Regions from separate parts of the Homo sapiens genome. Here regions 1 and 3 are each linked to region 2. Evidence: chromatin contacts called from ENCODE Hi-C or POLR2A ChIA-PET data. All regions are on one chromosome and are shown on one strand. The core of a region is the stretch at or near the end of the contact, and the rest is flanking DNA. Distances in the headings are between cores, read along the strand shown.

Region 1 (4,178 bases), core at 1,211-3,710, 3.1 Mb after region 2:
GCTCTGTCTCACTCACTCAAGAGCTGTTGGGCTGTTGGGGGAGAAGTCTGGGCACAGCTTAACTGGGGCCTCTGCTTCTGGGACTCTCACAGGGCTGTGATCAGGATGTCAGCCAGGGCTGAGGTCTCATCTGAATGTTCCACTGAGGAAGGATCCACTTTGAAGCTCACACAGTTGCTGGCAGGATTCAATCCTTCAAGGCTGTTGGACTGATAGCCTCAGTTGTAGCCGGATGTCAACTGGGGCCCAGCCTCAGGTCTTTGTCACATGGGCTTCTCCAGCATGGCAGCTTACTTCATCAAAACATGCAAGCCAAGAAGGCAAGAGAGACGGTCAGCAAGTAAGACTGAAGTCTTATGTATCCTCAACACAGGAGTGACGTCCATCATCTTTGCCATATTCTATTGCTCTGAAGCCAGTCTCCAGGCCATTCTACACTCACTGGGAGGTCATGAATGGCAGCAGGCAGAAATCTCTCAGGGGAGTCTGCCCGAACCAGGACCGTGCAGCTCAACTAGCATTTTCTGGTGCCTTCTATGTGCCAGGCATGGTATTAGTGCTGAGAATTTAAAACTAGATGAATTTGGGCTTCCACTTCCAGGAACATTTTTCTGGGAGGTGTTTTCTGCTACGTACTCTTATTCACTTTCCATTGATGTGACCACTTTGTGACCTATGTAGAATCACTCTTGAGAGGGTAGGGAAATTACTAACTTGATAGTATGGATGAGTTCACCAGACCTTTTTCCTCTGAGGGGCATTTGGACAGTAGTAGTCACTGTGCTAGGCACTGTAAGTACCAAGGAGGTACCCAGGGTAATGAGGAGCAGACAGGTAAACCCACAGGTTGAGCCTGGAGCAAGGCAATGCCACAATAGAGGCCAGACCCACAGTGGGAGTTGGCATAGTGGTTCTTAAAGCAAAATAAGTTACAGACAGTGGATGAAAAGCTGAAACCAAGCTTTGCCCTATGCTTAGGGGGCCTAGGGGGCCTAGCTGGCTTGATTTCAGAGCAGCAGAAGGTCTCTTCCCCAACACAACCCCTCTTCCCACACCCTGATCTCTGCCTCACGGACACCAGAGAGGCTTGTTACAGGGAAATAATAGACACACACTTTTAGCTTTCATGAAAAAGCAACTCTCTTCATTAGAAGAACCTCATCTTCCCTGGCTAACCATAGAAGTCTGGCAGGAGCTGCCAATCACAGACTCCACTTCTCTTGGCCAAGGGGGTGAGGGGGTAGATTTGGCATCCAGGCCGAATCAATCTCCCATCCCCTGTCCCATAAAACATGTGACACAAGCCAAGCCAATCAGAGTCCTTCCCTGGGACTGTTTTCCAGGTGAAGCTGACAGGAAGAGATCTTTTTCCCAGTTGGTCAGGACACTATAAAGAAGAGGCCTCAGAAGCAGATGGTGGCCATGTTTCCAGCCATATAGGAAAGAAGGGGGGAGATGGAGACCGATATACAGAGAGACAAGAGAGAGAGCGAGCTGGCATGCCAGTCAACAGCATTACATCCTTGGTTCCTGTCTTCCCTCTGGCAAGCTTTATTCTTGCCCTTTCTAGACATGTAAACCAATAAATCCCTTTTTATTTACTTGAAATAATTCAAATTGGTTTCTATTAGTTGCCAACAATAGGGTCCTAAAATATAAGCCTATAATTTCACCACTGAAGTTCAAGGTAAAGCTACAAATCTTCCTGGGAGAGGTGATTCATGGGTCTAAATTGTTACTAAAGTATAAATGACTGATAACAGATCCTTTCTTAAGAGGAGACTATAATTACGAGCTTATCTGAAAACAGACAAAGCACCATACAGCTAGAAGTAAAGACAGTCAAAACGTCTGGTAACCTTCACCTATCAGCACATAAGTTTTTTTTAAGATTAGAATCTTCAGTCACCAATGTGCTGAGTTTGCTGGGTCTGGCACCCAGTATGGGGTTCAGTCAATATCGTAAAAGGGAAGAAACAGAAGCAAGGGAAAGTGGAAAGAAAGGAAGAGTGGGGGAAGGAGGAAGGGGAAAAAAAGAAAAGAAAAAAAGAGGGAAGGAGACGGGAAGAGGAGAAGGAAGGGTGATGAGGGAGGAAGAAAAGAGAGAAGGAAGGCTTGAAGGGAGGCAGTAAGGAGGGAAGAAAGAAAGGAAGGAAGGAGGAAGGAAGGGAAGAAGGGAAAGAGAAAGAAAGAGAGGGAGGGAGTAAAAAGAAGGGAGGGAAGTGGAGACGGAGGGAGAGACACACAGAGACAGAGACAAGACAGACAAATTGAGGGGAAAGGGAGGAAGGAAGAAAGACGAGAGTCTGAGCGGTGGATCCCGCCCCGGCCCCGCCCTCGGCCCCGCCCCCGGCCCGCGAGCTGCAGCACCACCTCCGGTCGCCAGGGGCCGCCACCCGCAGCCGCCGGCACCCTGTGCGCGCGGCGGGCCTTCTTTCCCGCCTCTGCGCCGGCCGCGCGCCCCCCCCGCCGCCGCTCTCGGGCTCCGGCCGGGTCTCGCGCGCCGTCTTCTCGAGAGGGGCATCGCGCCGCCCGGCGCGCGCCGCCCCCCTGCCTCGCGGCGCGGGGTCTCGCGGGCCCCGCTCCCGCCCTCCGCTCGCCTGGCCCGGACCGGAAGCGGCGCCGCACGGCCTGGGCCTGGCGCGGGGGGCGGGCACCGGGGCCCGGTCGGACATGGGCAAGAAGCACAAGAAGCACAAGTCGGACAAACACCTCTACGAGGGTGAGGAGGGGGCCGGGGTGCGGGCGGCGGGCCCTCGGCGGCTCTGCCGGGCTTCCGCTCTTTCCCAGTGGCTCCGGGGCGGCCCGGGGCCCTTCCTTCCCACGGCAGGCCCAGGCCGGCGAAGGGGGCGCGTCCTGCCGGAGGCCGCGCTGCCCCCCGTGCGGCCGCGGCATTCGAACCCGGGTCCCCCTGGTCCGGTGGGTCTCTGGTGGGGAGACGTGAGGCGGGCCCGGGAGGCCTGGGAGCGTTCGGGGCGGGCGGCGCCGCCGCACCCCCGGGCCGGGGTCCGTCATTCAACAGGTGCTTCGCGGAGCGCCCAAAGCCGCCTCGGGCTTGCTGCGCCTTGGCGCTCTGCATCCTTAGCACTCCCTGGAGAGCCCCGATTTTAATCGACGCGCTTTCCTTTCTTTTCTTTTCTTTTTTTAAGAGTATGTAGAGAAGCCCTTGAAGCTGGTCCTCAAAGTAGGAGGGAACGAAGTCACCGAACTCTCCACGGGCAGCTCGGGGCACGACTCCAGCCTCTTCGAAGACAAAAACGATCATGACAAACACAAGGACAGAAAGCGGAAAAAGAGAAAGAAAGGAGAGAAGCAGATTCCAGGGGAAGAAAAGGGGAGAAAACGGAGAAGAGTTAAGGTACAAGTGGTTACATTGCTTTGGCTTTGCGGACGGCACTGCCTCTTCCAGGTGCCAACCTCATTTTATTTTCTTTGTATCTGGGGAAAACAAACGCCTCTAAGATCTGGCTCGTTTGAGGAGGAGCAGGACAGAATAGAGACATGAATCATCTATGAGTTTCAGCAAGTCGTTTTTGGATTATACTCTTAGGCAATTGTACTCGCACATCAGGTGAGGAAGCAGCTAAGTCCAAATTTTGAGGAGCTGCTTCAAAGAATGGTTTTTCCATCTAGGCAGGGTAAAAAGTCATGCTCAAGAAAGCCTCAGTGTTCAAGGATTGTCAAAAATAGTCATTTCAGAAGCGAGTGGGATCTACTGGGGTTTAAAGTTTGTTCTGAAATAAATATTATAATGCCAAATCTGTAATGAGCAACTTTAAATCTTTTAAAACAGTGTTGTAGTGTGTTGAGAAAATTTGGTCAGAAACCTGTAATGGAGATTGATATTCTTAACCATTTGCATTTAACAGAAAAGAATGAGTAGCTACCATCTTGGTTTGAAAGCTGGGCAAAATAATAATTAATGGCTGGGCCCAGTAGCCCACACTTGTAATCCCAACACTTTGGAATGCCGAGGTGGGAGGATTGCTTGAGGCTGGAAGTTCGAGACCAGCCTGGGCAACATAGCAAGGCCCTGCCTCTGCAAAATAAACTACAAAAATTTCCAGAGCCTGGTGGTGTGCACCTGTGTCCCAGCTATTCAGGAGGCTGAGGTGGGAGGATCCCTTGAGCCCAGGAGTTTGAGGTACAGTGAGGTATGATCATACCACTGCACTCCA
Region 2 (3,894 bases), core at 1,050-3,549:
AGATCAAAGGAACTAAATGCAGTGAACTTCCTTTCCAGGATAAGGATGTTTTATAGAGCTTACAAAAGTTACAGTGGTTTTTGTCCTGCTTTATGAACATGTGGAACTCTATTAATCTTTTCAAATCTGAGTCACCCTTCAGAACTTACCTCAGGTTCAACCCTCTTCATAAAGTCCTTTGACAATTCCCATCATCACTGAGCTTCCCCCCGCCCCCACCTCACCACTCCCTGAAATCTTGAAAGAACAGTTGGCAATAAGACACTTTTGTGTTTTACTCTACACTGTCTGGTGTTATTAGTTACTGTGTCTTGTATTATATTAAAGAAATCTAAGGAAAGAAGATCTTCCACTTATACATCTTATTGCTAGGTCCTCTATAGACTCACAACAGGACTGAGTATACAATTGATAAAAAATTATTCATGGGTGAATTAAGGCATTAATAATGAAAGAATAGGAAATTGGAAAATGGTCAATAACCAAATCTTAGAAAGCAGACAGGGCTCAAACTAACCTGAGAATCTGTTCCAGTTTCTCACTTGGTGCATTCCTGAGGCCTGTCAGCATGGTGTGAAGACGACTCAAGCTATGCGTAGCTGTAGAAACTGGAGTCACACAAGGGCTATTCTCCTTAATGTACCTAACACCAGTTAGTGGTGTGGAGATTCTAAGTGCTTTGGACTAAAGAAAAAAAAAATTACACAGAATTAATAAACATTTTTTAAAGAACATTATTTTAGGCCAGAAAGACTTTAATTCACTTCACAAATGGGACTTCAAGCCAGTAAGACTTTATCTTTACAATATCAATAAATTTTAGTGACTCAAATGTCACCATTCTTGGAATTTAAACATAACAGCATTAAGAGCCGCCAATATCCATGTGAAGACGAAGGTGTGAAAGAATAATTTGTATTTTAGCTAACTAAAAGTTTGTCTCTTAAAAGTTAAAACTCTAAAATAAGGTACAGCTCCCTACATTCCCTCTTGTAAAACTTATGCTCGGAGGCAAAGATAAGCATTCTGCTCACCTGAAAAATTAAGATTATTCTCAGCTCTGAGAAACAGAATTTCACAATTCCCATCTACTGCTATTTTTGCAGACACTCAAAGATAAAAGAAAATTGTGATTAAATTTGGTTCCAAAAAAAATCCATGATTTAACAAAAGCCTACTGATATGGTTTGGCTATGTCTGCATCGAAGCCTCAACTTGAATTGTATTTCCCAGAATTCCCATGTGCTGTGTGAGGCACCCAGTGGGAGGTAATTGAATTATGGAGGCCAGTCTTTCCCGTTCTATTCTTGTGATAGTGAATACGTCTCGCGAGATCTGACGGCCTTATCAGGGGTTTCCACTTTTGCTTCTTCCTCATTTTTCTCTTGCCACCGCCACCTAAGAAGTGCCTTTCGCCTCACACCATGATTCTGAGGACTCCCCAGTCATGTGGAACTGTAAGTCCAATTAAACCTCTTTTTGTTCCCAGTTTTGGGCATGTCTTTATCAGCAGCGTTAAAATGAATTAATACACCCACCATCCAAATATTCAAATTTGCTTCAGAGACAGATAATAAGTTGAACATTCCCTAAAAAGGCAACTTGATGCAGAACAGCCTTCATTGGTCTTCCTGCCCCTCCTCTACCTTTGGTTACCAGAATCTATCACAGGTTCTCCCCCTAAGGTAGACAGGTCTTCAGAGAAATAAGTTAAAGTCAACATTCTTGACAATAAATATGGAGAAGATGTGACTTGGTGTCAAAGGAGCCAGTAAAACATCTTTCTGATTTTTCAAATAAACTCTGAAAGGTTAAGATAGCTTAACAATGTCTTTTAATATTCAAGATAAAATTTCCCTGTGTATTAAATGTACTTATTCTAATTTTTTAAAAAACCTAGCAAAACTTTCACCTGGCAACAGAGCCAACTATTCAAGTTTCATAAGATATAGAAAAGCACAGAAATTTACTGTATACAGAAACAAACCTACATGTTTTCTCTATGTCTTAAAGTGTAATACAACTAAGACTTTCACTTTGTTTCAAAGAAATTCATTCTATAATTAAGTCAATAAAATGATTTGGGTAGATTATTGCATTCAAAAGGCTGCTCCCTGCCTTACAAGGTTTCTTGCAGCCAACTACTTCACTGTGCATGAACCGATGCCTACATTGGGAGGCACTGGGAGGGAAAAACACCTTGTACACAAACAGGAGAATCAACAGCAGCCAGCAGCATATAACCACATCACCCACAGGCAGCAGTAGTTTCACAGAGGAAACTAGGTGTGACAACCACAAACAGCTTCCTGCCAGAGTCCTCAAGGTCAACATGGTGCTTCTTGGTAGCACTGTGCTTAGCTTAAAGCTTCCTGTTCATTCTGATCAAGAGGAATCTTTAACTTGGGTGCAAATATTAAGTCGGTATCTTAAAAATATTAGGATGTTCCATCTCCAAATGAAGACTTACAAAATTTGGAGTGACCCTGAGCTTTGTCCTTAGTCCTCTTGTATTCTCTCTCAATTCATACCTCTAAGTAATCCCTCCTCATTTTATAGCTTTAAAAGCCATCTACGGCTGGGCATGGTGGCTCACGCCTATAATCCCAGCACTTCAGGAAGCCGAGGCGGGAAGATCATGAGGTCAGGAGTTCAAGACCAGACTAGCCAAGATGGTGAAATGCCGTTTCTACTAAAAATACAAAAAATTAGCTGGGCATGGTGGCAGGCACCTGTAATCCCAGCTACTCAGGAGGCTGAGGCAGGAGAATCGCTTGAACCCAGGTGGCAGAGGTCACAGTGAGCCGAGATTGCACCACTGCACTCCAGCCTGGGTGACAGAGCGAGACTCCATCTCAAAAAAAAAAAAAAAAAAAGCTATCTGTACCCACCCTGATGACCCCAGGACATATATACACAACCCCTAACCTCTACTGTGAACTGTGAACTCCGGTCTTGTATACCTCAACTGTCTATTCAACTTCTCTACTAGGATGCTTAAAAGACATCTCTAATTTAACATGCTAATAACCCTAACTCTTGATTCCCCTTCCCCCAGACTTGCTCTTCCCTCTTAATAAATTTCAGTAGTAAATGTTCCCCGAATGTCTACTATGTGCCAAGCGCTGCATACAACACTGGTCACAGCCTTGGTGAAGCTTATATTCTAATGCAAGGAGACAGGTAATAAACAATTCTTTCTACCTACCTCCCTACTTACTGTCAGACAGTGATAAATACGAAGAGAAACACTAGCAAGCAGAGTCAGGGGGAAAAGAAGTCCTGAGGGTTGGGGAGGATGTTGTGGTTATTATTGACATAGCAGTTGGGTTATCAGAGACCAGAATGAAGTGAGAAGGAAGCCACATGAGTCTCTTGAAGCAATACAGTTTAGGCAGAGGGAATTGCAAAGGCAAAGGCTTTGTGTTGCAGGCATGCCTGGCATATCTGAAGAACAAAAAAGGAGGTTAATGTGGCATAAGTGGGTGAGGAGGGAGGAAAGTAGATGAATTCAGAGAGAGCCAGGGCCAGATAACTTACAACATTACAGGCACTTGTCAGGATTTTAGCTTTTATATCATTCACCCAACTGGAGACATCACTGTTCTCTTTTTCTCATACCCTAGATACAAACCCTCGGTAAATCCTGTGGGTGCCATCTCCAAAATATGGCCCAGCTACAAACCATTCTCTGAAGCAAGCCACCATAAACTATTGCCAGAATCATTCCAATAGCTTCTTAACTCCCTACTTCCACCCTTGCCTCTAATCCCACTTTCCCAGAAGACCTTTAAAAATGTAAATCAGTCACTCCTCTTAATAACCCTCTTAATGGCTTTCACCTCAATCAGAGCAGAAGCAAAAGTCCTTACGATGGCTTCCAAAGCCTACACG
Region 3 (4,082 bases), core at 928-3,427, 3.2 Mb after region 2:
AATTTCTACTTCCTGAGCTCTCCCTACACCAACCTCCATGCCCTCAAGCAAACCTCCCAGACCTACTCCTGGCAAAGATGTTCTGCAATACCACCTTCACCCTCATCACCCGGAAAACAGCTGCTAGTAAACAGCTGCTTCTTTCATGAAAACAGCACTAGAAGGCTGGGCGTCGGGCTCATGCTTGTAATCCCAGCACTTTAGAAGGCTGAGGCGGTAAGATTGCCTGAGCTCATGAGTTCAAGGTTGCAGTGAGCTATGACCACTCCACTGCACTCCAGCATGGGTGACAGAGTGAGATCCTGTCTTAAAAAAAGAAAAGAGGCTGGGGGTGGTGGCTCACACCTATAATCCCAGCACTTTGGGAGGTCGAGGTGGATGGATCATTTGAGGTCAGGAGTTTGAGACCAGCCTGGCCACCATGGTGAAACCCCGTCTTTACTTTACTAAAAATACAAAAATTAGCCAGGTGTAGTGGTGTGGTAACTGTAGTCCCAGCTACTCAGGAGGCTGAGGGAGGAGGACGGCTTAAGCCCAGGAGGCAAAGGTTACAGTGACCCAAGAGGGTCACTACTGCACTCCAGCCTGGGCAACAGACAGAGACTCCATCTCAAAAAATAATAATAAATAAAAATAAGAAAGAAAGAAAATACCACCGGAGACGCTACCTCCACAAAGCTCACACCTGCCCTTCTGAGGGCCACAGAATCTGGAACAATCTGAGAGCCTCCCCTCCCCCACACTCTGCACCAGGAGCTGCAGGTAAACCTTGGGAACCCAGGGCCTCTGGAGGTGGGAAGACAGACAACTGGGTGGGAAGCGAAGGCTGTGCAGCAAACGCCTTCCTGAGCTGCAGCCCCCTCAGCCTCCTGCACTTCCTGCAGGGCTGGCACTTGGCACTTCCTCTCAAATTGGCTGGCTTGTCACTTTTATGTCTCCTTTGGCCTCGTCTAAGACAATAATACAGTCATGATGTCACAATGGCAATGTCCTATTTACAGATTTTTTTTTCCCCAAGACAAATACTTAGATTTTAAACATGTCCTTCCACACACAGGCTAGAACCCCCTGTGATTCCCTGGGCAGCCCGGTCCTCACTCCGAGAAACACTGGTGTTGAGTCCACCCCTCACAGCCTCCATCTGCAAGATGGTGATGCTAGTGAAGGCCCACGGTCACATAGCCCTTCCAGACACATCCAGCCCACACTGGCTGCCCGTCCAGGCCTTGGACCCAGGGCCCCTGTCGTAGGTGGCTCGGCCTGGCCCCTACCTCCAGGCCCTTGGCTTCCCCCTCCCGGCCCTCCCTTCTCCTCTCCAGCAATGGCTGTCCAGGGAGGAAGCCCCCAGCCACAGATGTCCCTGCCCTTGACCCTGATGTGATGACACAGAGAAGAGGCAACTGCCTCACCCTCTGTACATACATGTTTAGATGAATGCATAGAAAGCTCCAGAAAGACCCGCTCCAGAAAGACCCACTCCAGATGGCCCATGCGGTCCCTGGGGGATAGAGGAGAGGCATTGCAGGGAAAGGGAAACCAGTCTGCTTTTTGGAGGCATCTTGGTTTCCTGACCCTCAGGCATGCACTCCTTTCAGAGGTTTTGTTTGTTTTTTGTTTTATAATTTCATAAAATTAGTTGAATTGGCCTTCCCTTGCCAATGTTTCCTTTCATTGAGAAAAGTCATGTGTGCTTGTAAATGTAAAATTACACCCTCGAGAAGGAGTGTGGACATTTGAGAGTCTGTGGTTCCTAGAATTCCAGATGGAACGGGCCACATGTACAACATTGTGGTCACAACCGCACTTTCTTGTCAGGCTGGGAAAAGCCAGTGACAAGTCGCCTCTGGTCCCCTGTTGAAGGGCCGCCTCTCCCAGCCATCTGCCCAGTAGGCTCACGGAGCCTCCTACTCCCCCAGCCCAGACCCTGCCCAGTGCACTCCCAGGCCAGGCTGCCGGGTGAGCTGCTTCCCACCCACTGTCCAGCCCCGTCCCCTGGGGCTCAAGCCACTAGGACTGGTGACACTCCATCCCCACACCCCACTTTTACCTGGCTCTCCTCCCCGGCCCCAGCAGCCGGCCAGGGTCTGCAGGGAGGTGGCCCGGCCCCCGCCTGCCCTTCCTCAGACGCGCCCAGGCTCACCCATCCGAAGGCTCCTTCCACGCTACCTAATGAGAGTGAGTCACATCTGGGACCCACCACTTCCTGCTCCGGCAGCGGCAGCAGCGGCGGCGGCGGCAGCAAGGCTAAGGCACAGCCCACAGCCCAGCCTCTCGGGGTGTGCAGGGCCCCCTCCCCCAGCCACAGTGCTGCTCTCCGCAGCCTGGGAGCTGCCAGGCCTGGGAGCTGTCGGGCTCCAATGACTTCATGGAAATTTGAAGCTTGAAGCTGGAACAATTTTGAAAAAATAATAATAAAACAAGCACCAAAAACCTCCATTAGAAGCCCCAAGACAACTGTTCAAAGTGGGGAGCAAATGCATCCTTAGTGAGCAATTAGCAATTAGCGGCCTGGCCTGAGCCTCCTGTGGGCTCTGACGCTCACAGACAGGCCCCCCGCGCCTTCCTGGGACTCAATTTCCCTATCTATGTAGTAAGGTGGCCCCGTCCACCTCTGAGAGGGGCCCAGGAGAGGTCAAAGATCTTCCAGCCCAGCCCACTGCCTCTCCATCTCACCTACGCTCCCATGCTGGGAGCAGGGCAGGGGCAGGCCCATCCTTGGGGCTCCTATTCCAAAATCAGAGTCCCTGGAGAGCCCCCAACATCCCTGGGCACCATGAGGCTGGGAATCAAACCCCAGCACCCCTTCTGCTATGCCAGGCCTCAGTTTCCCCACTGGGATCATGGGGCGCTCAGTGGCGAGGGAGCAGATCAGGAGAGGCTAAGAGGAGAGAGTGGAGACTCCCAAAACAGAGGGGGAGGCCTCCAGCCCGCTGGCCACAGCAGCACCTGGTCCTCAGGGAGCCCTTCTGAGCATGTGACTGGCATCCTGGGATTACGAGCTCCTCAAAGCAATGGTGTACCTCCTCCACCTCCCACATCCAGGGTCAGACACCCCTCTTCTGGTCTTCTAACCCCTGCACCTTCCTCCATCACAGCACCTCTGTGCTGTGACCACTGGTTGCTGGTCTGTCTTTCCTAGGTTATATCCTTGAGGAGGGCAGAGATGGGAGGGCAGCTGTAATATCAACAGCTGTGTCCCCAGCGTCCAGCCCCAGCTGGTCACAGAGTAGACATCCCACACATACTGATCAGGAGGAACTGAACATGTTAGGTGCTGTCTCTGTGCCAGGCCCCATGCAGGGAACTAGCAGGTGATCTAAGGTCTGCCATCTGGTGGAGACAGGCATAGGACTCACACAGGGTTCCAGGCTGCTCCAGAGGCCACAGGAGGGAGTGGGAGACCTCAGGGGATCCTCCCCATCAGGGTCGCCCTCCTATCAGCAAATGTCTCCCTAGCAAATGTCCCAGAGCAGAGAAGGAACAGACATCATCATCATCAAAAGAGGGGAAAGACAAGCCACTGACTAGGAGAAAGTCACATCCTATATGACTGACAAAAGACTCCTCCCTAGCATATATAAAGATCTCCCAGGCTTGGCATGGTGGCTCATGCCTGTAATCCCAGCACTTTGGGAGGCTAAGGTGGGCGGATCACCTGATGTCAGGAGTTTGAAACCAGCCTGGCTAACATGGCAAAATCCCGTTTCTACTAAAAGCACAAAAATTAGCCAGGCGTGGTGGCATGAGCCTGTAATCCCAGCTACTTGGGAGGCTGAGGCAGGAGAATCACTTGAACCTGGGAGGCAGAGGTTGCAGTGAGCCGAGATCACACCACTGCACTCCAGCCTGGGCAACAGAGTGAGACTCTGTCTCAGAAAAAAAAAAAAAAAAAAAGACCTCCCACAAACCAATAAGAAAAAGACAAATGGCCCAATTAAAAGATGAACAAGAGACTTACACAGGTACTTCAACAAAGAGGATGCCAAAATGACCAATAAGCACATGAAAAAGATACTCAACATCATTAGCCACCAGCAAATTAAAACCATATAGAGATTCCACTGTACCACTAGAATGGCTAA

What was found. Hi-C counts contacts between places; a loop is a spot of excess contacts on that map. ChIA-PET counts read pairs that join two places held with the same protein, here RNA polymerase II (POLR2A). Pooled maps may share reads with other maps.
Region 1: a loop to region 2 is called in a pooled map, with 9 times the contacts of the local background. The contact joins the promoter of BRD7 here to the enhancer-like site in region 2. A Hi-C loop is called at or near these places in 2 of 50 pooled maps.
Region 3: a loop to region 2 is called in a pooled map, with 6 times the contacts of the local background. The contact joins the promoter of ADCY7 here to the enhancer-like site in region 2. A Hi-C loop is called at or near these places in 4 of 50 pooled maps. POLR2A ChIA-PET finds 5 or more read pairs at or near these places in 2 of 52 experiments (CD8-positive, alpha-beta memory T cell and GM12878).

What each region holds. Positions count from the first base shown.
Region 1 is chr16:50,367,270-50,371,447 of GRCh38, reverse strand. BRD7 (bromodomain containing 7) reads left to right here and starts at 2,460. Exons shown (of 17, transcript NM_013263.5): 1 at 2,460-2,722; 2 at 3,150-3,358. The coding sequence starts at 2,674. RefSeq lists silencers at 2,282-2,531, 2,562-3,071.
Region 2 is chr16:53,456,241-53,460,134 of GRCh38, reverse strand. RBL2 (RB transcriptional corepressor like 2) reads right to left here. Exons shown (of 22, transcript NM_005611.4): 9 at 518-684. Among named protein-coding and RNA genes, the nearest start is that of RBL2, 24 kb to the right of the region's middle. Within about 2 kb of position 2,299, at least 6 of the 41 ENCODE cell types and tissues checked have a DNase peak (open chromatin) inside an H3K27ac peak, as active enhancers do; they include GM12878, where a contact is called at or near this core.
Region 3 is chr16:50,264,646-50,268,727 of GRCh38, reverse strand. ADCY7 (adenylate cyclase 7) reads right to left here and starts at 2,177. Exons shown (of 26, transcript NM_001114.5): 1 at 2,048-2,177. RefSeq lists enhancers at 2,405-2,494, 2,440-3,033.